Regions from separate parts of the Homo sapiens genome. Here region 1 is linked to region 2. A link is an interaction called in ENCODE POLR2A ChIA-PET data of the cell type or tissue named here. Cell type or tissue: GM12878. All regions are shown on one strand. Links, peaks and the distances in the headings refer to the core of each region. The heading gives the core; the rest is flanking DNA.

Region 1 (15,901 bases), core at 8,354-10,853, 85 kb before region 2:
TGTGGTTGCCAGTGACAGAAGACAAATGTGAACCTGTTTAAGCAAAAGAGGGAAAAGGGGAAATACGTTGGCTCAAGTAACCAAGGCATGGGAAGGGCCTTAGGGACAGCTGCAACTAAGATCCCCAGGTCCATCAGGCCTCCCTCTGCAAGCCCTGTGTCTGCTCTTCTCTCTGAAGGCCTTGTCCTCGTGGCCACCAGCAGCTTGATCTCCCAGCTTTGCCATTAGGATGGAACTGAGACTCACACTGTCAGGCCCTGATGTCTAAATTGCCAATTGGCTCTGTTTTCCTCAACTTGAATCACACACCCATCTCTGGACAAGTTGAATGCAGTCAAAGGTGTCAAGGGTTGGGCCCCAGGGAGCCCCTGTGCCAGGAAGAGGGCCCTACTAGAGCATGGTGGCCGCCATGGAGCCACGTGATTGGAAAAGGCCAAAGCTGATCTGCCAGAAGAAGAGAGAGGAGAGCTGGACAGGCAAGATAGCAGCTCTTTCCTGCCCTCAGTGTCTGTCTTCCTTGCACATAACATACATACAAGGTGTATGTACGTGTGTAAAACTTGGGTGAGGGCTGGGCACTGTGGTTCACACCTATAGTCCCAGCTACTTGGGAGGCTGAGGCAGGAGGATCACTGGAGCCCAGGAGGTTGAGGCTGCAGTAGGCTATGATAGTGCCACTGTACTCCAGCCTGGGCGACAGAGAGAGACTCCATCTCACAAAACAAACAAACAACAACAACAACAAAAAACAAAAAACTTGGGTGGGGAAACAGTCCTGGAAGAGGAATTTAAATCTGGGATCTATTCCCACCAACTAACTATATAACCATAGGCCAGTTAACTTCTCTTCTCTAGACCCTGGCTTTCCAACTTATATAAAGGCAATAATAGTACTTGTCTTTCTTGCTCCAGTGGGCCACTGCAAAGATAGAGTGGGTTGAATAGTGTCCCCCTAAAATTCATGTTTACACCTCAAAGTGTGACCTTATTTGGAAATAGGTTACTTGCAGATAAAATTAATTTCGGATCCTAAGAGGGAATCATCCTTGTTTTAGGGTGGGCCCTGAATCCAATGACTGGTGTCCTTAGAAGAAAAGGAGAGAGCACAGAAAGACTCAGAGAAAGGGGTGATGTGCAGATGGAGGCAGAGATTGGAGTGATGTGTGACAAGCTGGGGAAAGCCAAGGATTGCTGGCAGGCACCAGAAGCCAGGAGAGGCCTGGATGGTTTCTCCTCGACAGCCCTCAGAAGGGTCCAACCTTGCTGACACCTTGATTTTGGACTTCAGGTCTCCTGACCTGTGAAAGAAAAAGAGTGTTGTCTGAAGCCACCAGGTTTGTGGTAATTCATCACAGCAGCCCTAGGAGAGAGATTAATACCTAAGATAGAATGAAAAGTGTGAAAAATGCAGTGTCATGGGATCAAGGATGTTATTACAGCAAGCACAGTGATTACATAGGCTCTATGAAACTCACAGTTACTGTGCCTGATTCAGAGCACAGATCTGTGCCTATCTGTTGCCACACCTTAATCCAGTCAGCAGCCATCTTTCATTTGTGCAGGAGTGACCTGCAGCTTGGAAGTCAATGTTCAATGAGAGGCAGATGTGAAATGGCCTCAGTACCAGCTCAAGATTCTGTTTACTGAGTGTTTGCTACATGCCAGCCATTGTTCTAGGCACCCCATGAGCACACTGTGTGCTTGGTGCTCTTCTGCAGACAGGGGAAAAGGCACAACAATTAGTACATGGTTGAACTAAGATTTGAATCCAAGTGGTCAGGCTCCAGAACTTGTGCACTGACCGCCTCGCTATGCTGCTTCAAGGCAGAGGAATCATCCCTTCCTGATTCATTGGGCACAATACAGCTACCGCCAGAGCCCTGGGCTGCCAGCTGGTCCTTCCTCCTCCCTCTGTCTCTTTCCCCATTACCTAAGGGGAGAACAGGCTCTGAACTCCCACGTTCTCTAACCCAAGTCCTGCTCAGGCCAACCCCTGCCTTTCTTCCTCTCACTGGATGTCTAGCCCAGTAGCAAAATATCTTTTACATAGGGAAATTAGCTGGTTAGAAATACGAGCCAGCTATAATCCAGCTCAGGTGCTTAATGTCAGGTGGGACAGAATGAGGGCCTGGAGGAGCTCTGGATGGGCCCCAGGCTGGGTGGTAGATCCTGTTACTCACGGGGAGGCTGGGTTCCTGCAGCATCTGCAGAGCAGGGCTGCAGGGGGTGCCTTCTCAGTTTCTAAGCCCTGAGATTCCACATTTCTCAGATCCCCTTTTACAACTCTCACAACCAGAAACATCAGCTGCCTCTCAGCCTATACTCCCACCTCTGTGGACCCTGTCTGCACACCCAGCCTCTCTTGCCACAACCCAGTTCTGTCTGAATCCTGCAGAGGTTCCCAAGTGCCCACCAACCTTCAGGGACCTCATCCAGTTTAATTGCTTCTCAATTTCTCTCTCCAATTCTGACACACCCCTGAGCTTGATTCATGTATTCATGAATACATGTCCTTAGATATTTAGCAAGTGTGTGAAACCTAACATGGTCATAATTGTCCTGCCCTAGTCATCCCCATCTCAGCAAATGGCAACACAATCCATCCAGCTGTTTCAGCTCAAAACCCCGGAGTCATCTTAATTCCTCTCTTTCACTTTCTACATTTAATTCATCAGCAAATCAAGCTTAACTCTTCCTCCAGAATAGACCTGAATCTGTCTCCAGTGCCACAACCTTGATGGAGGCTATGCCGTCTCAAGCCTGGATAGTGCAGTCACCTCCCAACGGGACCCCCACTTCCAGTCTGGTCACTTTGGCTCATTCCCCACACAGCAGCCGGGTATCTGTGAACACCATAGATCAGTTTCGTTGTTCCACTGAAAACTTTCCAGTGACTTTCATGGAACTAAGAATCAAAGCCACAGTCCTCATGTGGCCCTCAGGGGCCTTCTCTCTGCCTCCTCTTTTATTTTTATTTTTTAAATTCTTTTGAGATGGAGTCTCACTCTGTTGCCCAGGCTGGAGTGCAGTGGCGCCATCTCGGCTCACTGCAACCTCTGCCTCCCAGGTTCAGGCGATCCTCCTGCCTCAGCCTCCTAAGTAGCTGGGATTACAGACATGCACCATCACGCCCAGCTAATTTTTGTGTACATATATATATATATTTTTGTTTGTTGGTTTCTTTTAGTAGAGATGGGGTTTCACCGTGTTGGCCAGGCTGGTCTCAAACTCCTGGCCTCAGGTGATCTGCCCGCCTTGGCCTCCCAAAGTGCTGGGATTACAGGCATGAGCCACTGTGCCCGACTCTCTGCCTCCTCTTGTGTGATGCTTTCCTCTTCCAGTTGCTCCACCGTCCAGCTGGGCTCTCAATCTGCCCCAGCCATGCCCACCATAGCTTTCCCACCCCAGGGCTGGTGCCCCTGCTGTCCCCATCCCCTGGAATTCTCTGCAAAGGTCCTCACGTGGCTGCCTGCTTCTTGTCATTGGGTCTTAGCTCAATTGTCACCTCCCCAAAGAGCCTCCTGGATCACCAGCCCCCTTCCAATCATACTCTAATCTATCCCCACTTGATCTTCTTTATTGCACTTATAAATAAAATTACTGTCCTTCCTCATTATTTGGGGTAGCTATGCTTTATAAAGTCACCATGAACACTGAGCTAGTGAGTACTGAACTATCGGGTAAATGGAGGTTAGGTTTTTGCAAGCCACTGGCAACAACATTTCCATCCATCAAGCAATATATAACCTTGTTTTATGTGTGTTTCTGCTTAAAGACACCTTAGTTAATACAGTTGACCCTTGAACAATGAGGGAGTTAGGGGTACTAACCCCCACTGTGCATGTCAAAATCCATGTAGAATTTTTGACTCCCCAAAACTTAAATTACTAATAGCCCACTGTTAGTTGGAAGCCTTACTGATAACATAAACAGTTGATTAACACTCGTTTTATATATGTATTATATATACTGTATTCTTATTACAGTAAAGTAAGCTAGAGGAAAGAAAATGTTATTAAGAAAATCATAAGGAAGAGAAAACATATTTACTATTCATTAAGTAGAAGTGATCATCATAAAACGCTTCATCCTTGTCTTCACCTTGAGTAAGCTGAGGAGGAGGAAGAAGAGGGGTTGGTCTTGCTGCCTCAGTGGTGGCAGAGGTGGAAGAGGTGGAGGTGTTGGAAGGGGCGGCAGGAGAGGCAGGCACACTTGGTGTAACTTTTATTGAAAAAAGTTTGCATATAAATGGACCTATGCTGTTTAAACTCGTGTTGCTCAAGAGTCAACTGTGTATACTGCTGATTCATTTGTAGTGAACTCACGGCCAACAGCACTAACTCACACCTGAACGAAGCTTATCTAACATACGTATTTTCTCTGTCGGGCCTGTCACTGCTTCCTTGCACTCAGAAACACGAGACAGCACTTCAGCACTAAGCTTGGGGGCCTTTTTAAATAGTGAACTCACCAAATAAAAACACAACAATGCAAAAAAACTGCAGCATCAAACAGACCGTGAAAAGGATGATTGTTTATGATATGAGAGCAGAAACAAGAAGGTCTCGAGCAACTCAAAATTACTGCTTCTCTGCACTTCCGCGAATGACTCCGAAAGTCTGTGAGTATTGATTTTGGTGTTTCAAGTAAGTTTCATTGAGTGGGCAAATTTGCAAATATGGAATCTGTGAAGAAGGAGAGTCAACCGTATTTTATTCAGTTGTTTTCCATCTCTCCTGAGTAGAATACACGCTCCAGGAGACCTTGTCTGTTTTGCTCCCTACCGTATGCCCAGCACCTGGCACAGTGCCTAGCATGCAGTAAGTACTCAGTACATATTGACTGAAAGGAAGTGGAGAAGGAAGAATAAAATAATAAAGTCCAGGCTCCTTTTCACTCCCGATGATTGGTGATGCCTGTGCAGGAAGCTCCTGCTCCCAGAGAGACCAGAGGGCCACTGCCCACCTTGTCCCTTCACACAATTATATACCATTTCAAACCACCACCATGGTTCTTTGGCTCCTTCCAGGCAACCTACGTCTTCCTTCCTTTCTTTGTCTCTCTACTGCCCATCTATACGAGCCTGCATGTGCCAGGGAGTCAGTGGCCCCATGCTTGGGAAAGACTGCCCGCCCTTGCTTTACGCTTTCTCAGCTTTCCCTCCTTCCCTCTAGGTGCTTCTTGCGTGGTGCAGGAACAAACGTGCCACCTCCTTCATCTGGCCAGCTCCCCAATCCCGGGCTGTCTGGTCCCCTGCTGTCTGGCTCCTCCCTTCAGGTTCCTGCCAGTCCTCCCAAGACTTCTTGACATTTTCTTCTTCCTTTCCTGGGACTCAAATTCCACTCCATCCCCTCCCCTTTTCTTTGTTCTGACCCATAATAACCTTAATACAACCACCACCACCATAATGGTAAGGACTAATGTACTCCTGCCTAGGAAGAGGGTGAGTATTTATTTTGTGCACTAACTCTCAGATGTTCCAGAAAATGTTTCCAGATCTTGTCTCTGCCTCCCGGTCCACATTAGGCCTGATGAAAGGATGTGTGCTGTGGAATCAAGGTAGAAAGCTTTTCCCCCCAGTCATTACCCCCCGCATCTCTGCAGCGCTTGACCATCTAGCACGCCCCTGTGTAGAACCATTCGCATCTAGCGTGACCCTCCTGGGAACCCGGGAGGCAGACAGGGCAGGCATAATAACCTCCTTTGTCAGATGAGTCACGAGATGAGTCACAAGAGGCGACAGAAAATCAAGGAGTTTGCCCAAGGCCACGGAGCTCCGAAGAGCTGGATCTGCGCATTCCTGGCTCTGAACCAGGATCAAGTGCCCCTGCAGGCCTGAGACAACCCACAATCGGCCTGTTTGAGTGTCCAGTTTAGACTCCAGACCAATGGGAGTTTGCCAAGATAATAAGTTCCACATAACAAAGCCCACTGTGTGTGCCACGGGAGAGCGTAGGAGAAGGCACAACAGCAGCAAACGGTGGTTATTAAATGTTATGTTTACATAAAACTCCATTGGTTAGAAAATTCCATTCTCAGGTGCGATTTCATTTGATCTCATGGCAGCTGATTATTGTCTCAAGATGTGGAAACTGAGGAAATGTGACCCATCTGGCTAGAAAGGAGCTGAGCTGGGGTATTTCCCTAAGATTCCTGTTTCCTATGCCTGGATCCTTCCCCCTCGAAGACTGATTAATAACTATGATCAGCTTGCTTCTCTGCTCGAAGATTCAGGGGTTCTGGCCTGGGTAGTTTGCCAGCCCATTTCTCAGAACAATGTGGGAGGCAACAAGGGCCTAGAAAGTGGTTTCGAGGAAATGTGGCCAAGAAAGAGGGCCTTGGGGATGGAAGAACTTGGCAAGGAGATCTGAGCTGGCCTGCTGGATCCAGAGCAGTGTCAGGCAGGCAGCCAGGTGGAGCCTGGATGCGAGCTGCTGCCCGGGCGACTGAGGATGGAGGCAGCACGAGTCTCCAGCATCCTTCTGCCAGCAGTGAAATGTGCTCTGAACCTTTCCCTGAGCTTTGTGCCTCCCTCTCTAGGCAGCCCCTAGGGATTAACCCCTGCCCCAAAGCCCTTCAGCATCGCCACAGCTAATCTCTGTGATGCCATCTGCACATGTCAACATGTGACTGTAATGGTGGCAGAGCTTGTGTCCCATCTCTAGGCCCCTTTCCAGTCTACCCAGTAGACACATTCTGCAAACACTAGCTGACTGATCCCACCCCTTTGTCCTGCTTTCTTGTGCAACCTGGTTGTGGTTCCATGGTGTGACTGCACAGTGGGTGGGAAAGGGGGCAGCTCAAATAATGGACAACTGCAGTCAGTGAGGAAAGGAAGGGCACGTGAATTCACAGAGCACCACAAATGTTATTTTGTTCACAGACCTTGCAGACCCCACCCCATGCTGCACTGGGAGGCTGGTTCCTCGGGAAGTCTGGTGGCCCCTGTGCAGATGTCTTAGGCGCCCCTGGCCATGTTCCCTTGGCTCAGTGTTCAGCTGCCCTGTGGCAGGTGGCTCCTGCTCCGTGGGACTCACGCTTACCCCAGGCAGCATCTTTCCCACACCTAGGGCCTTTCAGCTTCAGGCCTTGAGGCTTCTCTGGTGCCATGGGAGCCTTTTCCACCCACTGCAGGGGCAGCCCTTAACCACCGGGGGATGGTCGGTGGATGCCTGGTCTCCTGGCCTTCAGGGCACAGTTCTGGGATGCCTTGGCGGGCTGAGCTTCCACACCCTACAGTTTGCTACTCACATCTCCTCCTCTCTAAGAACATCTTGTGCAGTGCCTTGGCAGGAGGGACAACAAGGGGACATGGACCACCCCCAGGGGCCTGGCTCCTTCCCATTCCTCATTTCCTCCTTCGTGGTTCTCATGACAGGGCAGCCTTCATGAGGTGCCTGCGTTTTACTGCTCTTCTGTTGCCGACTTGAAATTCGTAATGCTCTTTGAACAGGGAGTCGCATTTTCATTTTGTACTGGGTCACACAGACAACGTAGCTGGTCCTGCCTGGTAGTTTGCTGCTTGGGGAGAGGCCTCTGTAAGTGATGAGAGCAAAATGAGACCTGTCCTCTGGCCAAGCTGAGCTCATTGTTTCTTCCCTCCTCTGAGCACAACAGAAACCCAGGCACAGTGGGAGCTTTTATCAGGGTCCCTGTGACAACGGCGCATGGAAGTTGGGGGCTGGGGGGAGACAGGCCTTAGGGGCCAGGGGGAGACAGGCCTTAGGGGCCAGCTGGTCCATCCCCCAACCAGAGTGGGTTTTCCCACCCAGCACCCTGGCACAGGCTCACCCAGCCTCTTTGTGAATTCTTCTAGTGACAAGAAAGGGCCTTTTTTTATTTTATTTTATTTTTTTATCGTGGACTCGAATTGTCATTGCCCCTCACTCTGGTGAAGTGTTACAAGGTTCTCCAAACCCTTCCATGAGGATTATCTCACTGGATTCTCACCACCCTCTCCTTGTGCAGCAGACATTTTCTAAAGAGTGGAAATTAAGGAAATTCCGGTAATTTTCAGATTAGCAGCCCTTGCACCTCCCACTCAGCCTTTTCCCTTCCTTCAACCAGCGATGGAAATCTCACCTAGGAAGCCTTTCAGCCTGTCAAAAAAGAAAAAATGCCTCCTAATTCCTTGTACTAAATTATTCCCTCCCCGCTCCACCCTGGGCTGTAGGTAATGTAATGTCTTTTTTCAGATGTCCTTCACTTTGAATAACAGTCAGAAAATGGCATGAGGTAGGCAGCCTTTTCATAGGCTTGTTAAATGTATTAGACCCCGGTGGAAAGATGGGAGAATAAAGGAGGATCACAGAGCCTCCCTCTCCTAGTGATGACGGTAGAGCACACACCTTTTAAAGTGCCAGTCAAGGAAAGAAACAGAGGCTTCTAAAAGGCTGTGGCTTTTACGCCACCCCCACCTGGAGGAAATACGCCCACCAAGAACATCCTGAGCACTTCACCAATACCTGTCAGTTAGGAAAGCGACTGCCAGAGGGGATGGGCAGGGACGGTACCCAGAGTGGAGGTCCCCACCAGCTTTAGCTTATGTCTTCCAGTGGGCTGCAGGGTTGAGGGGAAAAGCTGGAGCCCATGCCAGGAGCAACCCAGGCAGAGGAAGCCTCACCATGAGGCCCCCCTGGGGTACACTGGCAGACAGACACACACACTGAGCCTTGAGATGTCTGAGGCTGAGGCTGTGGCAGGAGCCCCTGGAAGGAGACACATGTGTCCACTCCCACAGGCCCAGTGCTCCTCCTGCTAATGCAGCTTACAGCAAACCCTCAGATCTTTACTTTCACTTGCTTCTTGTCTGTGGTTTGCAGATTCCTAGTACCTATGCTCTGCCCACCCATGCCTGCCCCTCCTCTCCTCCCACTCTCCCCTAACAGTAAATACCTTTCAAATGAGAAACCCTCTGAGCACCCCTGCTTGCTGGCACCCTCTGTGCTAGAATCTCCTGCTGCAGTCAGACAGGTACCTGGGCGGGGGGTGAAGGGGAGCTGGAGCTGGGCTGGTGAGGTAACCCTGCTGTCCTTCCTCTCCAAGGCCTAATAAAGAGGAAGACAGAGTCTGAGGCAATGCTTCCTGTGACACCAGGTTTCTGCATCCCTCAGACATCGCTCCAATGACAATTTCAATTATTATTCCTGATCGGACATGGCACAGATTCTGAAGGCTGGCTTTCAGTAATCAGCTGTTCCATTTCTCTGCCTCCAAGAAGAAATGCTTTATTAATTCCACATTCATTAACTCATTCATTCCCTTGCTTTTTCTAGCCATCCTTTGGGAAAACAAGGACGGGTCTTCTTTATAATAAGCTAGCCCAGAACCACTCTGAATATCGTAATGCCTGAGCAGCCATCTCCATATCCATGAGTTGCTGTTTATGCCAAGCTTCCCACCAGATGATGGTTTGAAGTATTTCCAAATCTTCTCTAAGAGAACTGTTCCATAACCTCATCATGGCCCTGAAGCCTCTCTCTCTTGGAATTCCCAATTTCTGGTGTTACTCTGAAGTTCCGTGAATGGTGGGCTGGACAGCTTGTTGGATATTTGTCTGGGGAATCAAAGGCTCTTAGGGCCAGATGGGGCTTTGAAACATCACCTGCTTCTCATCTCCTCACCCCCACCCCCAGCAGGGCAGAGTTTCGAATACACACCTGCTAATCCAGCTTTGCCTCGTTTCTTTGTGCTCTACCATGATAACCTCAATAGCCATAAGCAATATCTTATTCTAATCTGCCCACTTCCTTCTGATACCCACTAAGAACTGAGCACCCAGAACTTACCACTGGAAGGTAAAGTGTCAATTCTCAAGATATAAACTTCTGAGACTTCTGCAACTAGAAAGGAGAAAGGTTTTCAAAATTACTTTCAATTTCCTGAAGCATTAGGACACTTTCAATGTAGTTTTATATTTAGAATCATATGAATTATACAGAGAACCGTGGGCTGGTGGACAGCTTCCAAATACTAGAAATTATATTTCCCTCCATTTTGATAATTAGTTCAAGGTCTTCACCACAAGTGACATCATGTCTCAGAAGCAAAAATAGGTCCCTATTAAGCCTATGTAATGTCTTGTCTAGTAGATCTGATTTCCTCTTTATGCCCCCGTCTCCTCACCTTCCTAATTGGCGCTCCAACCTCAAAGCTTTTTCTCACTGCTGTCTGGAGCCTTAGATATATTAAATATAGTCTGACTGTGTGGGGTTAGGGACTTGGCTATGCTGATTGCATGTGTCTAACTTAAAAACCAAGAGACCTAGGGCATGATAACAGCTCATTGCAGCCTCAATTCTCTCAGGCTCCAGTGATCCTCCTACTTCAGCTTCTCGAGTAGCTGGGACCACAGGTACACACCACCATGCCTGGCTAATTTTTTTTTTTTTTTAAGTAGACACGGGGTTTCACCATGTTGGCCAGGCTGATCTCCTGTCAGCCTGGTGTCAAACTCCTGGGCTCAAGTGATCCTCCTGCCTTGGCCTCCCAAAGTGCTGGGGTTATAGGCATGAGCCACTGCATTGGGTATGCATGGAACACATCACTTGCAGTTTAGGCACATCTCAATATGAGAATAACTTACATCCTCTGTTAAACCCAGTTGGGGTGAGATAAACACAGCCTCCTTACTGCACATTCAGTACAATGTGCCAGTGTCTTATGTGCTTCCTGTATATAATCTCACTTAATACTGAAAAGAAGTCTTGGCCAGGCATGGTGGCTCACGCCTGTAATCCTAGCACTTTGTGAGGCCAAGGTGGGCGGATCATGAGGTCAGGAGTTCAAGACCAGCCTGGCCAACATGGTGAAACCCCGTCTCTAATAAAAATACAAAAATTAGCCAGGTGTGGTGGTGCACACCTGAAGTCCCAGCTACTCAGGAGGCTGAGGCAGGAGAATCACTGAACCGGGACCCGGGAGGCAGAGGTTGCAGTGAGCCGAGATCACGCGGCTGCACTCTGGGCTGCAGAGTGAGACTCCGTCTCAGAAAAAAAAAAAAAAAGAAGTCTTTGAGCGTTTCCCATTTAACACATAAGGAGAGTGAGGTTGAGAGGATAAGAAACTTGCCAAAGGGCCAAGGTCGAATTGAAGTCCCCGGTTCTGCTGCTCCTGGGCTCCTACTTGGACAAGCCCTTAACACTTGATGGCGCCATGACAGAGGGATATTCGGGCACTAGTGGCCATCGTGGCCTAGAATTTATTACCTACTCTAGTTCCACACTAGAATTCAGAAAAGAAAGAAACTATTATGAGATTGAAATCTGTATCCCCTTTGGTCTAACATAAAAATGTTCTTTTTATCTTCTACTATATAGGGCAAAATTTTTAAAATGCACTTCACTTCCACATCCAAAAAAAAAAAATAATTAATTTCAGGGCTTTTTTCATGGTTAATTGTATCTCTGCAGCAGCTGAGAGGAACATTAATAAAAATTATCTTTTGGGGTTTTGGGATTATTAAAATTGAGGATAAGGATGTTATGGAAGCTTTAGCTTCTAGATCCATCGCCCTTTTAACAAATATACTTGTTCCTTTAGATTTCACTCTTATTTACGAAATACATAAATCTGAACCAAAGCAATATGCTGTTTTGGGGAAAATATATGAATGCAAATAAAAGAAAGCTGATTCTAGTCCCCACAATTCTACTAAGTAGCCATTTGATGCTACCAGCAATGCACCAAAATTGTATCAGAGTGAAATCTGCCATCCCAAAACAAGGTGACTACTTGCTCTGAAATTCTAAGAGCCAATCAGTCATGCATCAATCGGTGCCAAAAATAATATAATGTCCAAACAAAACCTCCATTCTTTTAGCTAGGTGTCCATTTGATTAATGTGACTTATACGAATGAGGGATGGATCAACAAATCTAATCCTCTTAAGGTATTTGGGAACTCGAAATATTTCTAACTAATGGAAATTATGGGCAAGCCTGCCAAAGGGCAAGAACTCTTTTAGACCCATCTAGTGTTCTTTATTCAAATAGCTTAGGAATTTTTTTTTTTTAACTGTGGTAGCTGATCTTCAAAGACAGCTCCCAATGAAGCATGCCTCTCAGTATTTGATAGTATTCTACCCATTTATAGACCTTCCCACATTGAATCTGGACTGGCTCTGTGACATGTTAACTAAAGGAATATAGCACCAAAAGTGACTCTGTGCCAGTCTTGGACCTATGCCATTAAGAAGTCCTGGTACCTTCTACTTCTGTGAGCCCTGAGCTGCCATTGCTGCCACTGTCCCACACTAAATATATCAGAATTCAATACAGCCAACGCAGGCCCAAATGCACCATTTCTAATGCCATCCTTTGTCCTTACTGAAACAAGCATAAATCAGAGAAACACAAAAAGCCTGATTGTGGGCTAAGATGCCTTGATTGAAAGAAGCTTCTGTGTCATCAATATTTTGAATTGTCCCTTTGTCACCCTGGAGGGGCATCCCTACTGGCTGAGGTATGCCTTTCCTCAGTAAAATGGGCAGTTATCTGAAATGGGAGGTGGGATCTTTTACAGGTGAGTTCCCAGGGAAGACACTCTGGGTCAGAGTTCTCATGGAAGTTGATTTCTTCCTTGGAAGTGTTTGTGTATCAAGGATATATGTACCTGTTTGTGGACAGCAGGCTCTGGTCTTCCTTTTGTCTTCCAGCACTCCTGGCTTCCTCTTCCTAGCACTCCAAGCTCTTCTGATCTCTCCACTTCTAGGTACCTATTTGCTTTTCCCTCAACTGTCCATCAGCTGGCCCTGATAGTGTGCACTGCTAAGAAACTGAAGGTAAGACCCTTTTCAGGGAGATTTTCCCATCAAAAATGCAACAAGGAAATAAAGATGCAACCACTGATATTTTAAGGGAAGTATCCCAGTGCCAGGTTTTTTCAATGACACCACACAGACAGCTGCTACAATCAAAGAATGGCTGAGTGTTCTCTTGCCTCGGTAAGTCAACAGTGAGAACTTTACCATCTCCATCTCTAGTGCTCCCACACCCAAAAGGCAAAAAGTATTCCAAAGTGGGGCACTAAAATCTTTCCAGGGGAGAACTCAGAAATGAGCTCTGTGATGTGCTCCTTGCTCACTAGTAGAAAACATTGTTCCAGTTTCTTCCTTTGTACCTACTAGAGAGTGCTTTTCTGATCATGAAAGGGGCCCATCTCATTTCCAGCGGTTAGCCAACCCTCCTCCCACGTTCCATATGTCTGTCTGTTTCTATGTGATCTGAACTGTTGAGACTTGGTTTATGTTTCTCAAGCCTCTAGGAGTTAAGAACAAGGTTACCCAGATCCTGAGAGGTAAAAATTTATTGATTTCTATCATATCAGCATGTTATGATATGGTCACGCCTGCTCATACAGCTGACTTCTTAGAGCCAAAAGAGAATTTTTTTCCTTTTAAAAATACATTTGTTCAGCAGGAAAAAACATTTTAAAAACAAGCATTTTCATATTAAGTGGAAATTAAAAACAATGGCTTTCCCCCCGCCAACTCATGAGGAATAGGGCTGGTCAGCAATAGATCTCTGAGTGCTTCCAATTTGTTTTCAGGCCTCTGTCCCCAGTCTGTTCCTTGTCTTCCACAGAAAGTAGTTCCAGGGGAAAAAGAAATTAGAATCTCACCAAAACAGCAGCCTAAATACAGATAGAAAAATAAGAGGTAGACACGACTGTAACGATTTAACTCATTTGGTAGACTGTGCAAGATATTTTAATATTTAAATTTTTCAGTGGGATTTAAACAATTGTTTAAACATCAATAAAACAATTGATGTTTTAAATGCTAACATCTTAGAGATGCCTATACCACAGTTTACTTAGCTTTGAGAAATGAAAAGTATAAAGACAACTTTAGAAATATGCAAGCTTCCCATGTATTTCAGTAAATGTTTTCTTTCTGTCACATTCTTCTAAATCAAAAGTTCGCTGTGTAGGACTGACATTAATGCTTTTCCTACCCTTTAAAGCCCTGGCCAGGGTCAGTGATAGGAATTTCCTGAGTTCAGCAAGTAGATTAACTATGAGAAGTTTATTCAACACTAATAGTTAAGAAAAAAAGGATGGGGCAGTGGTGTGCTGGATACAGCCCCTACTGATTCCCAAGACCCAGTGGTCACATTTTAGAATTTTGCCTGCAGTTGTTAAGCATTGGTTATGAAAATTGAATCATATAAATTTACAATTAATGTTAAAGCTAAAAGTGGTTTCGGCTTAATGAGTCTAATATGTACCATGGTAAGAAACAGTTTTAACAGTAGATCACGTATCAGATTGAATGATAATAAATTTATTGGGAAATGAGTTAGATTTGGACAGTCTGCCATTTTTCAAATCACAGTTGAAAGACAATCAATCATAGGTTGACTGTAGGAGTTGAGCAAAAAGCAATTAAGTATCCTTTTAAAAAAGCATTTTAGTTCTTTCCTGAGCAACTAAGTATACTGTGAGAATCAACTGGCTATATGGGATTTACAATAAAGTATTTGTATCTTATTATTTGTTAATTGTGTTATATGTTCTTGCTATCAGCAAAATTTATAACAAACATGTATAGTTGAATACATAATTTTCTCCCAGAAGAGTGAACTGCTAAACATTTACCAGCACACCACTGGATTGGGAGAATGGGGAGAAAGGGGGAAATATTTTTAAACCAAAGAAGGAAGTCTGATGTTTTTTCATTTGGTTTTTCAGTTTGCCTTCAGCATCCAACTGCCACAGTGTGCTTTAAGTACTTGCCTGCAGATATTAATGCCCAAATAGCTCTGGTAAAACACACATGCCCCATCCCCACTGCTAAGAATTAAAAGCACTTTAATTGAAAAAAATCAACTTTATTTTTTCTAGGTTTAAAAAAAATAGAACCAGCTATTAATTTTTGTTGAGAAAATGCTTCTTTTGGTGTTCACATCTAAATTTCTGAAAAGGTGATCTGGTTACCAAAATCATCCCAAATGCATTCATAAACCAGATCCACGTGTGACCAGCCCTTTACAAAAATTAATTACAGTTGCCACAGCCTTTACATTCATTCTTATCACACGTTACAACATGCAGATAACACAAAGAAAGGTCAACAAGCTGAAGTAAACATTACAGCATCAGGAAAATGAAAACCCATCTGTATAAAATAAATACAATTTTATAATAACTGTAAAGAAAATGAAAGCACTTAATAAAAATAATGGCAGTTGAAAGTATAACTGTCTCATCACCCGATCATAAAATAAGTTACTGTAAAATGCATAGACTCCTTACACGTAAAGAATTTGTGCATCACAGTCATGTGTTCAACAGTTTTACACAATAAAAATAAAGCCATTCAAGATATGTGTGCATACTTTGCAACTAGAATACACTTAAAAAACGTTTGCTCTTTAAACTGTCTTAAAAAAATATTAAATGTAAAAACCCTCAGATGGAAATTTTGCAGAAAAACCCATATTTTATCTTCCATGTGGCTACAGTCACCCTTCCCCAACAGTTCAGCACCCTCAGCTTATTCCCAGGGTCCAGTTCCTAATTGTTGGGGATTGGCGCAAAATGATTACAATAAAGCACCAACCAATGACTGCTCCAGAGAATGCCCAGCCCCTCTGTGATCTGGAAATCTCTAACTTAGATGGTTTTGGTCCCAAACATATTAGTCTCTACCCTTCCTGCTATCCACTGCTGCTTTTGACTTTGTCCTTCATATTAACAGATATAAGGCTCATAGCACTGCAGAGCAAAAAAACATAACAAACCATTTTTATCCATCCTCTGTGGACCAGAGCTGAACACACTCATAATGGTAACTCTGGAGTGAAGTCCTGTGTAATGACTTCAAAAAAAGAACAAAGAAAACAATTAACTCTTCCTACTCAGTAGTGCAAATAAAACATTTTCTTTTCAAATATAAAAA
Region 2 (15,901 bases), core at 12,173-14,672:
AGGTAAAAGGAACTGATAACATACGGGTCAGAGGGAAGGAATGAAGAGCTGTCGGGAATGATGGAGGCTAGTTTGCTAAATGGGGATTTTTTTTAAAGATGGGAGTATCTTGGCTCAGCACAGTGGCTCATGCCTGTAATCCAGCACTTTGGGAGGCCAAGGTGGGTGGACTACTTGAGGCCAGGAGTTCAAGACCAGCCTGGCCAACATGATGAAACTCCGTCTCTACAAAAAATACAAAAATTAGCCAGGCATGGTGGTGTGCACCTGTAGTCCCAGCTACTCAGGAGGCTGAGGCACAAGAATTGCTTGAACCTGGGAGGTGGAGGGTGCAGTGTGCCAAGATCCTGCCACCCGCCACTGCACTCCAGCCTGGGCGACAGAGTGAGACTCTGCCATCCCGCCACTGCACTCCAGCCTGGGCGACAGAGTGAGACTCTGCCATCCCGCCACTGCACTCCAGCCTGGGTGACAGAGTGAGACTCTGCCTAAAAAACAAAAAAGATGAGATTATCTTTATATCCTGGAGGATAAGAGCATTCATGGTATAATGAAAACACATGGGCTTTAGAGCAGCCCTTCACTCAAAGACTAGCTCGGCTCTTGCCAGCTCTATCACTCACATTGTGCACATTACCTAACTTCCACAGATCTTCATTTGCTCACTGATACCACTTCCCTTGACAGGATTGTTTTCAACATTAAGTAAGAAGCCATGTGTAAGCACTTGTTAAACGGCCTGGCACAGCAGATACTCAATCAAGGTGTTTCTTCTCACTAGAAGCATTACTGGTTATCTGTGTTGGCACAGAAGTTAGTCTCCCTACTGCAGAATGAAGTAAAAAGGCTTGGGAGGGCTTTCTTTTTAACAAAAAGTCTTATCAAAGGATAAAAAGTTTCTAAGGGAACCAGAGAAATTAACCTAACCAGGAAACTATACATGGAAAAATCTAAGGTTACAAGAAAAAAACATCATTTTGAAAATGGTATTAATAGGATGATTAATGTAAGCATATGACACAGAGACAGGAAAGAATAAAGAGATTAACTAGAACACACTATAGGTATAAGGTTCTCACTGAGCAAGGAGCCCAAACCTAGAGTCCATAGGATCCATTAATGGACTTCAGAGTTGTGACTCCTTGAAACTGTAAAATTGTGACCATGTGCAAAGGTTCTATGGAAAGCTGAAAAATGCACCCCTCCACAACCCCAAAGATATCCATGTCAAATCCCTGGAACCTGTGAATGTTACTTTATATGATAAAAAATGTGATTAAGTTAAGAATATTGAGAGGAAGTGCTTATCCTGGATTATCCAGATGAACCTTAAATCCAACGACTCGAGTCCTTGTGTAACAGAGATACACAGAGAAGAAAGGGCAGTAATGTGACCCTGGAGGCCGAGGCTGAGTGATGCAGCCACAAGCCCAGGAATGCAGCCCAGATGTTGGAAGAGGTGAGGGATCTCCCCCAGAACCTCTGGAGGGATCTTGGCCCTGCTGACACCTTGATTTGAATGTCGGGCCTCTAGAACAGTGAGAGAATAAGTTTATGTTTCTTTAAGCACTTCTGTAGTAATTTGTTTTGGTAGTCACAGGAAACTAACACAGGTGCACCCTTCTAGAGGGAGGGGCTATTTACTTTCATCAGATTCTGAAAGAGGTTCTAATAAACCTCCAAAGGTAAAAGAACTACCACTGCAGAAAGTAAGCAAAACTGTCTATAAATAAAAGAATTAAAAAATTTTTAAACGAGCAAAACAAGTAGTTATTTGGATAAGGTCTCATAGCTACTAAATGCTGAAGTAAGAATTTATCTATGAATATAACTCAATATTCATTTCATTATCTCTTGGGGTTCAACTCTACGAATGCATTAAAAGGAAGTGATTCCCAAACAATTCAATAATTTGTTAAAAATATAAGTTCCCAGGCTCCACCCCGATGTACTGATACAGAATCTCCAGGGTACAGGAATATATATATTTATGCTTATAAATACGTATGTTTTCTTACTTAAAGCTCCTCAAATAATTCAGATGTTTAGACAAGGTTAGAAATTATGACTACGAAGCAGGGGTCCTCAAACTTTTTCTATAAAGGATCAGAGAGCAAAATTTTCAAATATGCAGGCCAAGAGGCAAATGAGGGTATTATGTCGGTACTTATGTAACAAATTTGTTTTCTAACAAATTTCTACGAAAATTTTATTGACAAAATTCAAAATAAAAAATTAATAATAATTGAATACAATTTATATAATGCAGGTCTACTAATGACAAGAATGGAATTATTTCTCAGGAGAGAACATTTTGCTTAACTGGAGTTCAAAGTTAGTGTTCTCTTAGCATCAGGTTGATTGCAAATGTTCATCTGTACAAGCTTCTTAGCTGGAGGGGAGTTATGAAACAGGCAGTGAGCTGGATTTGGCCCAAGGGCTGTAGCTTGCCAACCTCTGCAGTAAGGTACATGAAAGAAGAAAGAACCACAACCCCTGCCCTTAAGCAATTTACAAGTCTGTTAAAGAGACAGGAAAAGAAAAGGTAATAGTCAAGAACATGAAGGAGAAATCTGAATGTTGTAGAGCAATGATTCCTAACCTTGTCAAGTATGAACATTCTTTTTTAAGGTCAAAAAATGTGTCCAGCCTTAACATATCAGTTCTTTTAGAATTGAGTGAAAATATCCATAATAAAAGTAACAACAAAATTTAAAAGCTTTTAAAGGATTTCTTATTAATCAAAACAGCAGCCACATATATTTGAAAAACATTAGCACATATTTACAAGACACATTATTTATTCATCCACAGATGGTACTTAATATGCGTATGGATTCCTGACCCCCTGAGATAACTCTGAAGCACTGGAGGAAATCTCAGCCCAATAGTTAGGAACCACAACTACAGAGTTGATGCCAAAGAGGTTCAGAGGGAGGCAAAGAGTGGAAACTGGAGCAGTGTGGAAGGGTGTCACAAGGTTAGACAGGCAGGTAGAAATTTTCAAAGAAACAAAGAACAGATTTTGGGGAGAGGAAGAATGAAACTGAGAAAATGAGGAGGGGTTGCAGGAGAGCAGCCTTACTAAAGAGCTTGGAACAGGACCAGATCCATGGGGGCTCTGGACCACTCAGCCTGATTCTGCCAACAGAGCCAACATTTAAGTGCTTTCCATGTATGGAGTGCTGATATGCATTCTTTCATTCAATCCTCACCAAGAACAGTTTCCTAATACACTAGCTGTGTAAGTAAATGATCCCGGTTTCATCAGGTACAACCCTAAGTGGGTCAGGATCTAGACTTTTCCACCTTAAAAAATAAAAAATGTAAAAAGTCTTCCCTTGACCCTATATCACTCCCTCCAGTATCACCCTCTACTCCTTCACAGCCAAACTTCTGGAAAATCATACATTCTTGTTTCCATTTTGTCCTCTCCCATTCATCATTCATCTTCGACCCACTCCAATCTAGTTACACTTCTACCACCTCAACAAAGCTGCTCTTGCTAAATACAATAAAAGATATGTCAGCTCTCATCTTGGAAAATGTAAATAAATGCTCAGCTGCATTCAGCGGGTCCCTGCATTGAAACACTGTGGACTTCTGTGACCCCACACTCTTAAGGCTGGCATTCCTTCCACTTCTTCTCTTCCCATCTTCCTCTCTTAACCTCCAAATGGTGGCATTCCCTCACAAGTTAATCCTGGGCCTCTCGTCACTTCGTACTGAGATATCCCTAGGTGATAGCAGCTTTAAACACCATGGATAATTTGCCGATTTCTCTTTCTAGCTCAAGTTTCCCTTACAAGTTCCAGACTGCACATCCATGTCAATTTCACAGCTCCACTTGGATGTTTTTCATCTACCCTATGCTAAATTTTTAAATTTTTAAAATCTTTCCTCTCAGTTACCTCCTCTCTAAACTTCCCCATCTACCCAGCAGCTCACACCAGAAACCTCAGGGGCATCCCTGTCACCTCTCTCTCTACCTCATCCTCCATGTCTAATCTCTCAGCAAGTCCTGACAATTTTCCCTCCTATAAAACTCTCCAATCAGTTCACTTTCCATCTCCACTGCCATCATCACTAGACCAACCATCACCCTCACCTGATAAGGTGAGAATCTTCCACACGGTCTCCTGGCCACACACACTGGCTTCTCTTGAGTCCATTTCTACAAAGCTGCAGAGTAGAATTACAAATGGGAATCTGATTTCATCATTCCCTTACTTAAAACTCTTCGATGGTTTCCTCAAGATAAATTTCAAAATCCTTAATATGCACTACAAAGCTTTAAAGGATTTGGCCTCACCAGCTTCCCTCAACCACTAAACTCCTCTCCCCCTCACTCCCTCCCTGCTGCAGCCACTGGCCTTCCCTTTGTTCCTCAAACATGACAAATGCTTTTCTTTTTTTTTTTTTTTTTTTTTTTGAGACTGAGTCTTGCTCTGTCACCCAGGCTGGAGTGCAGTGGCACAATCTCGGCTCACTGCAAGTTCCGCCTCCCATGTTCACGCCATTCTCCTGCCTCAGCCTCCTGAGTAGCTGGGACTACAGGCGCCCGCCACCACGCCCGGCTAATTTTTTGTATTTTTTTTAGTAGAGACGGGGTTTCACCGTGTTAGCCAGGATAGTCGCAATCTCTTGACATTGTGATCCACCCGACTCGGCCTCCCAAAGTGCTGGGATTACAGGCGTGAGCCACTGCGCCTGGCTTTTCTGCCTTTGTGCATGCTGTCCCTCCTCCTAGCTTCACCTGGCCAACTCCTACTGATTCCTCAGGTCTCAATTTCAGTGTTCCTTTCTCAAGGGCATCCCTCCCTGGCACCACTAGTCTCAAGCTCAAGTCCTCTGTCTCATCCTCTCATAGCCCTTTTCACATGTGATTCCGTGGTTATGATGTGACTCCTGTTGTCTCTCTCCCACACTAACATGTAAACTTCTTAAGAACAGCAACTATGTTGTTTTGTTTGCCACTGTACTCCCAGCCACCAGCACAATATCTGACACAGAGAAGGCACTCAAATTTTTGCATTAGAATAGGTGACTGAATTAATAAATTGCTTTGAAGCACTGCAAAATTTACAAACATAAAATCTAATTAGTTAATATTTTATTCAGACTACGGCCTAAATTATTTTTATTGATTGATTAAAGCAAGAACTCGATTGAGCTACACTACTAGCTAGGCCTGAATAGCCTCAGATATATTTCTAAGACTACCTCATAAGTTAGCTTTTATTCATTTACACATGCCTTTTCCCAAAAGGCTAACATAATTATTTTCCTAGACATTAATATAATAATGATCATTCTAATAATAATGAAATTATCATTTATAGAGTGCCAAACACCAGGCTTCACTTTACATTCAAGTTTCATAACCTCCATTTTTACAGATGATGAAACTGAAGCTCAGAGAAATTAAGCAACTAGCTCAAAGATAAAACTAGCAAGTGGGAGAAACAGGATCCAACCTCATACTAGCTCAAAAATCAATGTTTTTTCCCCAACACATCATGCTATCTCTAATATACTTATTTTGCAATATCTATTATTTGTTGAAAATACATCTGTATACAAATATCTGAGGCTTAACACAGCTTAGAATGATTATTTACACTTTATAATGGCTGCTCAATTCAGAGTCTCATATACAAAAACAAATTCTATCCCAACCGTATAAAACAGCCTGCAACAATTATTCCAAATGACATCCTAGTTCCTTATCCATGTAACCTATACTTATAAATTTAGCCCCCAGTTAATTTTCTTCCCTTCAAGGACCTCAATTAACTTTAATAAATGGAACCATCATATTAGGGGGAAACGTATATATTGATCTCTGTTTTTCAAAAAACTTGTCACAAATGCATTTTGAACATGCAGTTCATAACGAACTCAACTATTCATAAAACCATCCGTCGCTGGGCATGGTGGCTCACACCTGTAATCCCAGCACTTTGGGAGGCAGAGGCAGGTGGATCACCTAAGGTCCGGAGTTCGAGACCAGCCTGGCCAACATGGCAAAACCTCGTCTCTACTGAAAATACAAAAATTAGCCGGGCATGTGGCCGGCGCCTGTAGTCCCAGCTACTCAGGAGGCTGAGGCAGGAGAATCACTTGAACCCAGGAGGTGGAGGTTGCAGTGAGCCGAGATCGCACCACTGCACTCCAGCCTAGGGGACAGAGTGAGGCTCCATCTCAAAAAAAAAAAAAGAAAGAAAGAATTTTTAATAATCTAGATTTTAGATAATTATATTCTTAAGAAGAAATGAGACATTCTACTAACTAATGAGTGTATAAACAACTGGCAACATTTTACCATGTCAGTAATAGGATACATGAAACTTGAAAAACCTTGTGACCACAGCTTTTGGTAATGGTGCTTCATTTTTTCGTTCCTATTAAATGCCTCTGCTTCATAAAATCAGCAGTTGAGATTACTAACAAACTTTCAGGTTTTTTGTTTTTGTTTTTGTTTTGAGACAGAGTCTCACTCTGTCCAGAGACAGGCTGGAGTGCAGTGGTGCGATCTCAGCTCACTGCAACTTCTGCCTCCTGGGTTCAAGCAATTCTCCTGCCTCAGCCTCCCGAGTAGCTAGGACTACAGGTATGCACCACCACACCAGTCCAATTTTTGTATTTTTAGCAGAGACGGGTTTTCACCATGTTGGCCAGGCTGGTCTCAAACTCCTGACCTCAAGTGATCCACCCGCCTTGGCCTTCCGAAGTGCTAGGATTACACGCGTGAACCACCGTACCCAGCCAACTTTCAGTTTTTAATGGCAGGGTTCATTAGTCTTAGGCACTACTAGGGCATATAAATGCAAAACCATGCTTAACAGAAATAGACTAGTAATTATAATTTAAATATTTTAAAATGAACATCACCCAAGTCTCTGGGATCCAAGCAAGTATCCTTAATAAGTAAAGTAGGCCCAAAATAAGACAAGAAGCAGGATCTTGGATAAACTGGACAGTAAAGGGGGTGGTCATCATGCAGCTCCAGCAAATCGTTACTATGCAGGAACAAGGGCTCAGCATGGCCAGATCTCTAATTTCTCAAGAATAGCTGGAAATGTGGAATTTGTTTTCATGTTTTGTGAAATCTCCCTAATTTGAAATGTTGACAACTAATTTAAGTTTAAATAGTGCTAAGACAAAATAAAACAGATCAGCTTCTGAATATGGCCACTAATTTGCAAACTCTGAAAAGAAACTCCTAAAACAAAGCCTAAATACTCAGCAAACCCTAATTTTAGATTAGGAATGGTAAACTCTTATGTAACAATATTTGTCAAACTTTGGAGTGCACTAGTGATCTTTAAAGTTCTCAAGGCAGACCAGACCCTAGAGCTTTACTGTATTAATGTCACATTTATTTCATATTCCTTACTAAAGTACCAAAGGTAACTCACTCCTTCCATTCGTTTTGATGACATTTTCTTACTGCAGCCAAATGGAAATAGAGTGGATGTCTTAAACATATGCTACTGGTAAGCAGTCTAAGAATCAAAACACGTTGGAAACCACTGGGAGACAAAAGAAACACACTTTGGAGCCTACTTTATGCTTTTCAACAGACCTCAAAGAAAATTAATTAGATGGTAAAATTGCTCTCCATTCTATAATAATCAACCAGTGTACAATAGGATGGTGGCAGTGCTATTTTAATTATAATTACATAGTTAAACAAAAATCTTGTGTTGTACTTTTTGGTATGGACATAGCAGCATTATAGGCATGAATCTTCTGGGAAAATACAGATAGCAACAAGGAGAAAAAACTGCGCAAAACTGCTTTTTCAGAAAACCTAGGAGAAAAACAAAAATATAAAAATCCCAGGCCGGGTGCGGTGGCTCATGCTTATAATCACAGCACTTTGGCAGGCCAGGTGAAAGGACTGCCTGAGGCCAGGAGTTTGAGACCAGTCTGGGCAACTTGGCAAGGCCCCATCTCTACAAGAAAATTAAAATAATTACCTAGGCATGGTGGTACATGCCTGTCGTCTTAGCTACTTGGGCTGAGATGGGAACGATCACTTGAGGCCAGAAGTTTCAGGCTGTAGTGAGTTGGAATGCACCATGGTATTACAGCCTGGGTGACAGAACAAGACCCTGTCTCCAACAACAACAAAAAAAACCAAAAAATTTAAATCTAAAAAATAAAACCACCAAAGTACCTGAGAACAAGGCTGAGATCAAACAAGGCATACAATCTATGCTGGGGTGGAGAGCAGCTTATAGGGCAAGACAGTGTGGCATGTGATGAAGAGGGCCTGACAGTGGCAGATCTCAGAAAGCAACAGAACAATACCTTTCCTTAAGAAAAGAGTTGCCGCGCACGGTGGCTCACGCCTGTAATCCCAGCACTTTTGGAGGCCGAGGCGGATGGATCACCTGGGGTCAGAAGTTTGAGATCAGCCTGGCCAACATGGTGAAACCCCGACTCTACTAAAAATACAAAAATTAGCCAAGCATGGTGGCAGACGCCTGTACTGCCAGCTACTCGGGAGGCTGAGGCAGAGAATCGCTTGAACCCAGGAGGCAAGAGGTTGCAGTGAGCCAAGACTGCACCACTACACTCCAGCCTGAGCAACAGAGTGAGACTCCGTCTCAAAAAAAAAAAGGCAGGCAGGGGGGTGGTTTACATTGGCATGCTGGAGCCATGTCCCTCCAATCACAGCTGCAAAGGAAGGAGTGGAAAGTTCAGAATTAGCGGCAAAAGACCTTCTAGAAGGTCTAGACATTTTTTTAGAGAGGCAGAAGACTTGTGGCCACACAGAGAAACACACCCAGGTGTCATATGTGAAAAAGACTACCTCTGAGGCAGAAATCTGGAAATCTACCCTGGCCCCATACAAACCTCCTACAAATAACAGATTGAGGAAAATCCAATTCATTAAGTCACAAGGAAAAAAAGGTAACTGGCATGGTACTGACTGAGAGATACTTTAAGAAAAATGATAGATAATGTACCAACTGTCAGAGTACACTAAAAAAAAATTACAATGGAGAAGACAAAAATTATAACTGAATAATTTTGCTTGATTTTAAGAAAATCAGTGAAGCCATCATCACTAAGAACAAGACCACAAACAAGAAATACAAGAACTCAAGGGAGAAATGTCTAGATAACAGGAATAGGGAAGCATGAATTGGTAGAACTAAACAAAAAAAAAAAATAGAAGAATAAACAAAGCCATCACAGAAATGAAGAAGAAACTGATAGGAGAACAAAGAAGAGACGTTGCAGAAAACACAGTAAAAGACATGAAAGAAACAAACAAATGAAAAACGGTTTAAAAGGATTAAAGGAAAAATAACAGATATAAAAGACATACAAAAGGAGATTCAACATACATATAACTAAGGTCTCCAAAAAGGAAAACCAAAACAATGAGACAAAGTAAATATTTAAAGATATGATTAAAGAAAACTTTCCTGAAATGAAAATACGTTTGAATCTAAATATTAAAAAGGCACACATGTACCAGGAAAAATTGAGCTACACAGTCAATACCACTATATCCTAATAAAGTTACTAGATATGAGAGATAAAGGGAGAATCCCTTTGGGCAGACAGGCAAAAAGACCAAGTCAATAATAGGAAAAAATTCAATCTGGCTTCATATAACATTTAATATCAGAAGACATTTGTATAATACCTGTAAGATACTCAAAAAAAAGAAAGTGTGAGGCAACATGGCAAAACTCCATCTCTACTAAAAATACAAAAATTAGCTGGGTGTGGTGGTGCATGCCTGTAATCCCAGCTAATTGGGAGGCTGAGGCAGGACAATTGCTTGAACCCAGGAGGCGGAGGTTGCAGTGAGCTGAGAACGCACCACTGCACTCCAGCCTGGGAAACAGAGTGAGACTCCATCTCAAAAAAACAAAAAACGTATAAAGCAACAAAAGACAAATTCTGAAAATGTTGTAAGAATAATATCCTCATCTTGTTCCCCTGAGCCCTTATTGAGAAACTACTAGAGGATAAACTTCAGCCAACCAAAGAATGACTCTGCACAAAGTACCTGGGTGAACATTACATTTAACTAAAGAATTAAGACAAAAACAGATGGAAATGAAGCTGATAAAATAGAATGTAAATATTATAGGCTATAACACTGTATAAACTCAAATAACATAAATTGAAAGAAGGGAGAAAGCAGAGAGAAGTATAATAAGCTTACTGATTACCTTGATGTAATAGCTGGGAGTCAATGTATAGTCTTAAAGCTCAAGTAGTAGAAGCATAAGCATACATAATAGCACAGATGTATACGCTATTTTAAATAAATATTACTGACTAAGATTGGGTGAGGAAGAAGAGAAAGGGGAAGACACAAGGATTAAAAAGAGTTTTACCTTTGGTCATAGAAGAGAATGAATGGTTACTATCAATAGAGAACTAAGAATATTAAAGTAATAAGACTGAAATACAAACCTTCCTAAATATCAGAACTGAAAAGCAAAGAAAAAGATACTACACAGTGAAAGACTTAACATTCATATGTATATATAAATAGAAAACATAAAATACAATGGCAGAACCATGACAAATTTTTGACATATGAATAAATATAAATATGGATTCAACTCATATTAACAGAGATTTTCAAATTCACTCACAAAGCAAAACCTAACTCCATGCTGTATACTAGAGACACATCTAAATCAAAGCAAATTATAAAAATTGGAGTTTGAAAACAAAAGGATTGGCAAAGATATGCCATGCAAATGTAAACAAAAATAAACCAAAAACTATTTTACCCAGCTCTTTCTGACTCCAGAACTTGAGGTCTTACTACAAACACTACAAATACTGCCCCCTGAGCTTCTGTAATAGTCTATGTGAAGGTGTGTGCATGCATGATTATATATATATTTCAAAATAAGTATCTAAAATAAATTATTCAATTATAAACTATCTTTGAAATAAGGACATCAAATTTGTAGTACCACCAAATTGCTGAGTTTAAAGCATTTAGTAATATTTACCTTTAATTACCTACCACAGGGATGGAGAAGAACAAAAATATTTCCTTTCATGATATATTTTCCATAGAAAAATCAAAACACTACTGAAAACTCTTCTCCTGGATTTACGTCAAGATCAGTCGTCGGCCAGGCGCAGTGACTCACACCTGTAATCTGAGCACTTTGGGAGGCTGAGGCAGGTGGATCACTTGAGGTCAGGAGTTCGAGACCAGCCTGGCAAACATGGTGAAACCCCATCTCTACTAAACATACAAAAAATTAGCCAGGCATGGTGGTACATGCCTGTAATCCCAGCTACTCGGGAGGCTGAGACAGGAGAATCACTTGAACCCAAGAGGCGGACGTTGCAGTGGGCCAAGATCGTGCCATTGCACTCCAGCCTGGGTGACAGAGCAAGACTTCATCTCAAAAAAAAAAAAAAAATCAGTTGTCAACCTAACATCATGCAGTAACTCCTCACTCTGATGACAATCTACTTTCAAGCACCCAAAACCAGAAATTCCAGTGGAGTTTTTGTTCTCCACATGAGTAGAGAGCCTTAAGGAAGTTAGATTTTATGAAATGTCCATTATACTACAACATTTCCATTGAAGCACCAAGTTTTTAACCTCTTGAAGAAATCTATAGCTATATTACTTTCAGATGTTAAAGAGTTGCATCTTCAGAAAGAGATTCCATGCCTCAAAAGCAAAAGGGCATATGGGTAGTAAAAATTAAGAAACACTCTAGGAACATTATCTAAAGGTCAAAATTGGCTCTTCAAATACAAAAATCAACTTGTGGCAACATCAATCCAGTTAATGCTTCTGGGGAAGTAACTGTGAAACCTCTTTCAATTTCAACATCTATAACAAAAGGAGAAGTGATAACAGTACCACCCTGATAAAATTATTGCGATCATTAAGTGACCGAAGCACTTTGGTCACTGCCTGGTTTATTTTTCAATAAATCTTAGCTAATATAATCACCACAAATATACATATTCCATCTCTTAAATGAATTATAATTATTAAGAATTCAAAGGAATTCAAATTCCTTCAAAGCCTCTCCCTAAGTCCCCTATTCCCTCCCTGTCACCACCTACCACTGATGCTAGATCAGGAGCCCCTCCTTTTACCTCCCCTTGTACCCCTGTATATTTTCATTGTTGGTGCAGTCTCCCCACCAAGGCTGCTGTGAGCTCCTTAAAGTCACTGATTACGTCTTGTGCCTATCAGGTACCTCCAGGGTACCTGTTCCCACAGATAACTGAAGTTCAATAAAGGTGTGTTAAATTAGTAAATGTGGCCAGGCATGGTGGCTCATTCCTATAATCCCAGCATTTTCAGAGGTCAAGGAAGGAGGAGCCCTTGAAACCAGGAGTTCAAAACCAGCCTGGGCAACAGCAAGATCTCATCCCTACAAAAACTTTTTTTAAATTAAAAAGGCACAGTGATGCACACTTAGTGTCACAGCTACTTGAAAGGCTGAGGCAGGAGAATCGCTTTTGAGTCCAGGAGTTCAAGGCTGCAGTGAGCTAAGATCTAGCCACCACACTCTAGCCTGGGCAACAGAGTGAGAATCTGTCTCTCAAAAAAAAAAAAAAAATTAACAAATGTGGTATTTTAAGAGATTATATATATTAAACATGATGTGATTCAAGGTTTCATATTTTGTGGACTGCAATGACCTTGATAATAGACCTTTCAGGAAGGTAGGCAGCTAGGGAATCTCAGAACCAGGAAAGGAAAAAGAGAACATTCAGCCCAGTGCAGTGGCTCACCACGCCTGTAATCCCAGCACTGTGGGAGCCAAGGTGGGCGGATCACTTGAGGTCAGGAGTTCAAGACCAGCCTGGCCAACATGGTGAAACCTTGTCTCTACTAACAATACAAAATTAGCCGGGCACGGTGGTGGATACCTGTAATCCCAGCTACTCGGGAGGCTGACACATGAGAATCACTTGAACCTGAGAGAGAGAGGTTGTCGTGAGCCAAGACTGTGCCACTGTACTCCAGGCTGGGCAATAGAGTGAGACTGTCTCACAAAAAAATAAAAAAGGATCATTCAAGAACTAGACACTTACTGAGTACTCTGTGAGCATCAGGTAACAAATCAGACCCTAGGGTTATAAGGAAGATCCATCAAGTGGGCCCAGAGTAGGTAAGGATCTCACCCCTACCAGTGATAACAGATTTAAAGTTAAAGCTAGACCACTGACTCCCAGAGTTTTCCAAAATCCCAGTGCTCTTTCCACTAGAACAATGCCTCTCAAATGTTGACTGCACTTATAGTAAAAAATACATTCTGAAGCACCACTCAGTATAAACACATGCATTTCTGATATATTCTATTGAATTCTATTTTATTTCACATTCTTAAAATGTTCATCTTCACATACTAAATTGGTTTTACGGCTCAAAGGTTACAAGACATTGCTCTCGAAATACATTTTTGAAACTTTCCGTAGAATTTCAAAGTCAGAAATAATTCCTAAAAATTACTTTTTGTCACACAATGAATATGTATCCCTCCCCGAAAAGCAGGACACTATCAAATAATCACATAACCCAGAAAGACAGGGCAGCTGTCAGTTGGGGAGCAGGAGGTAACTAAACGTAATCTCCATCAGCTTTCCCTAAAGCCCCCCCCAAATAATGCCCCAATTTAAGGAAAACTGTTTGCTACGTAAAAACAGCTTGGCAGCAAGTCCCCTGGCATTTCAGCTCCCTTCCAGCCAGACTTTGGCCCATGACTCTCTCTCACCCTATATAAAAATAAAAATTCTGGAGTTTCTATTAACAGTAAATATTTTTAAAGTATTTCATGCACAGTCTTCTTTTTTTTTTTTTTTTTTTTTTTTTTGAGACAGGTCTCTGTCGCCCAGATTGGAGTGCAGTGGCATGATCACAGCTCACTGTAACCTCGAACTCCTGGGCTCATGTGATTCTCCCACCTTGGCTTCCCAAGTTGTTAAGATTACAGGCATAAGCCACTGTACCTGGCTAAGACTTTAATTAAATGTGTTTGGATGACAATTCCTTTATTAAAATAAGTAAATGAAAATAAAAATAAACTATTTTAAATAAATAGAATACATTTTGTTTGGTATGAAATCTTTCTCTGACATTTACCAATCATCACTTAAACTCCGGGGGGTGGGGTACTGATTTATCCTAGATCCAAATAAAGCATGCAGAAGTGGATCATTAGTTAAGCTAGTATCTCTTTTGGTTTGCCCTTGAAATATTAAGACAAAGGCAATATAAAGCATTTCCTCAACGTGAGATATCTGTACAGCACTTCCTACTAAAGAAAATGTGAAAACAGGCCAGGGGCGATGGCTCACGCCTATAATCCCAGCACTCTGGGAGGCCAACGTGGGCGGATCACAAGGTCAGGAGTTTGAGACCAGCCTGGCCAACATAGTGAAACCCCCATCTCTACTAAAAATACAAAAATTAGCTGGGTGTGGTGGCACACGCCTGTAGTCCCAGCTACTCAGGAGGCTGAGGCAGGAGAATCGCTTGAACTCGGGAGGCGGAGGTTGCAGTGAGCTGAGACTACACCATTGCACTCTGGCCTGGGCAACAGAGCAAGACTCCATCTCAAAAAAAAAAAGGAAAATGTGAAAACAACAATCATTACTACTTTAGTAGCAAGCCGGGGATGAACAAACCCCAGTGTCTTCAGAGTACTTTTTAAAATGTGTAACTTAAAGTCAGAAACAGACCAGAAAATCCCTTTTCCATCTTCTGTGCCTACAGACAGTTCCCCAGCTCTGAGAATGCAAACTAAAGTATAAGAATGTTCATTTAAGTTCTTGGGCTTACTGGCCTCACCATTACTCATCCAAGAAGCATGTATGAATTTACAGGGCTCATTTTTGTGATGAGTTAAGAGATAGTTTAATAAAACTTTAATAAATCTTCTTGTCTTTCACAAAAAAAATCTGTTTAGAACTAAGGAAAGATTTTTTAATAAAAATAAAATTTAGTTTTCCTAAGAAAAGAAAACCATGCTTACTATATCAGCTTTGTCCAGTAGTACTTGCTGTGATGATAGAAGTGTTCTGTATCTGCACTGTCCATACAGTAGCCACTAGCCACCTAGTACTGAGCACTTGAAATGTGGTTGGTGTGCCTGAGGAGCTAAATGCTAAATTTTATTTCATTTTAATTAATTTAAATTTAAACAGTGACATGCAGCCAGTGGCTACTATATGGGGCTGTGTAGGTTAGATAATCAACATAAGTCCTCATCAGCAGAGCTGAGTAATTCACTCATATTACACGGAATGTCATAATTTGGAAAAAGATATATATATATATATATATTCATTCTATACCAATATACCAATATTCAATTTTTAGCTTCCTAATTAGTATTTAAGGTTTCCTCATAAGTGGTTTCTCAACAAAGTTTTGGCAATTTTTATTCTAAAACATGAACATACTTAATCTGCTGAGCAGAATTCCTTTGGCAATGTTCAATTTTCCATCTGTGAAACTTGGGCATAGGGAAAAAAGAACTTCTTCACAAGCCCACCCTCCTATTGATGTAAAGGGAAGAAGTGAAATATATTATCTAAAGAAAGGCTAATATAACACCTGACATTATTTTATGGGTACACCTGTTCATCAACCTCTGCTTAGATGTGCTTCTTTAAACTCAGCTGAGGCTTTCAACCAAATTCATTCCTACATTTGTTTGACTTCTTGACTATTTTCTTTTATGATCAGACTATGACCAGGCTCTCTGAAATCAAGTATTCTACCTATAGGAAAACCTTTTAAAATATATACATTAAAACAGTCTATATTTAAATGAGACAAACTGATCAAATTGTCAAAATTCAGTAGCCTGAAGAAGAGCAGATGCTTCAGAGAGACTAAAATATGCAGATCATGCCAAGA

Evidence for each region. Peaks named below come from ENCODE experiments on the same cell type or tissue, not always from the same donor. Only the 100,000 strongest peaks of a DNase experiment are listed, where the experiment ranks them.
Region 1: POLR2A ChIA-PET joins it to region 2 with 10 read pairs; 4 of 35 experiments call an interaction of 5 or more read pairs at or near these places.

Annotation. Positions count from the first base shown.
Region 1 is chr1:211,730,170-211,746,070 of GRCh38, forward strand. It overlaps LPGAT1 (lysophosphatidylglycerol acyltransferase 1), which reads right to left. Exons shown (of 8, transcript NM_014873.3): 8 at 13,288-15,901. Among named protein-coding and RNA genes, the nearest start is that of NEK2-DT, 62 kb to the left of the region's middle. RefSeq lists enhancers at 5,158-5,657, 13,580-13,749 and a cis regulatory region at 13,665. In GM12878, for the core only: no CTCF peak of the experiment used is centred there; a DNase peak (open chromatin) is centred at 9,802.
Region 2 is chr1:211,811,365-211,827,265 of GRCh38, forward strand. The region is part of intron 2 of LPGAT1 (lysophosphatidylglycerol acyltransferase 1); the gene reads right to left. Among named protein-coding and RNA genes, the nearest start is that of LPGAT1, 11 kb to the right of the region's middle. In GM12878, for the core only: no CTCF peak of the experiment used is centred there; no DNase peak of the experiment used is centred there; H3K4me3 peaks cover 308 bases.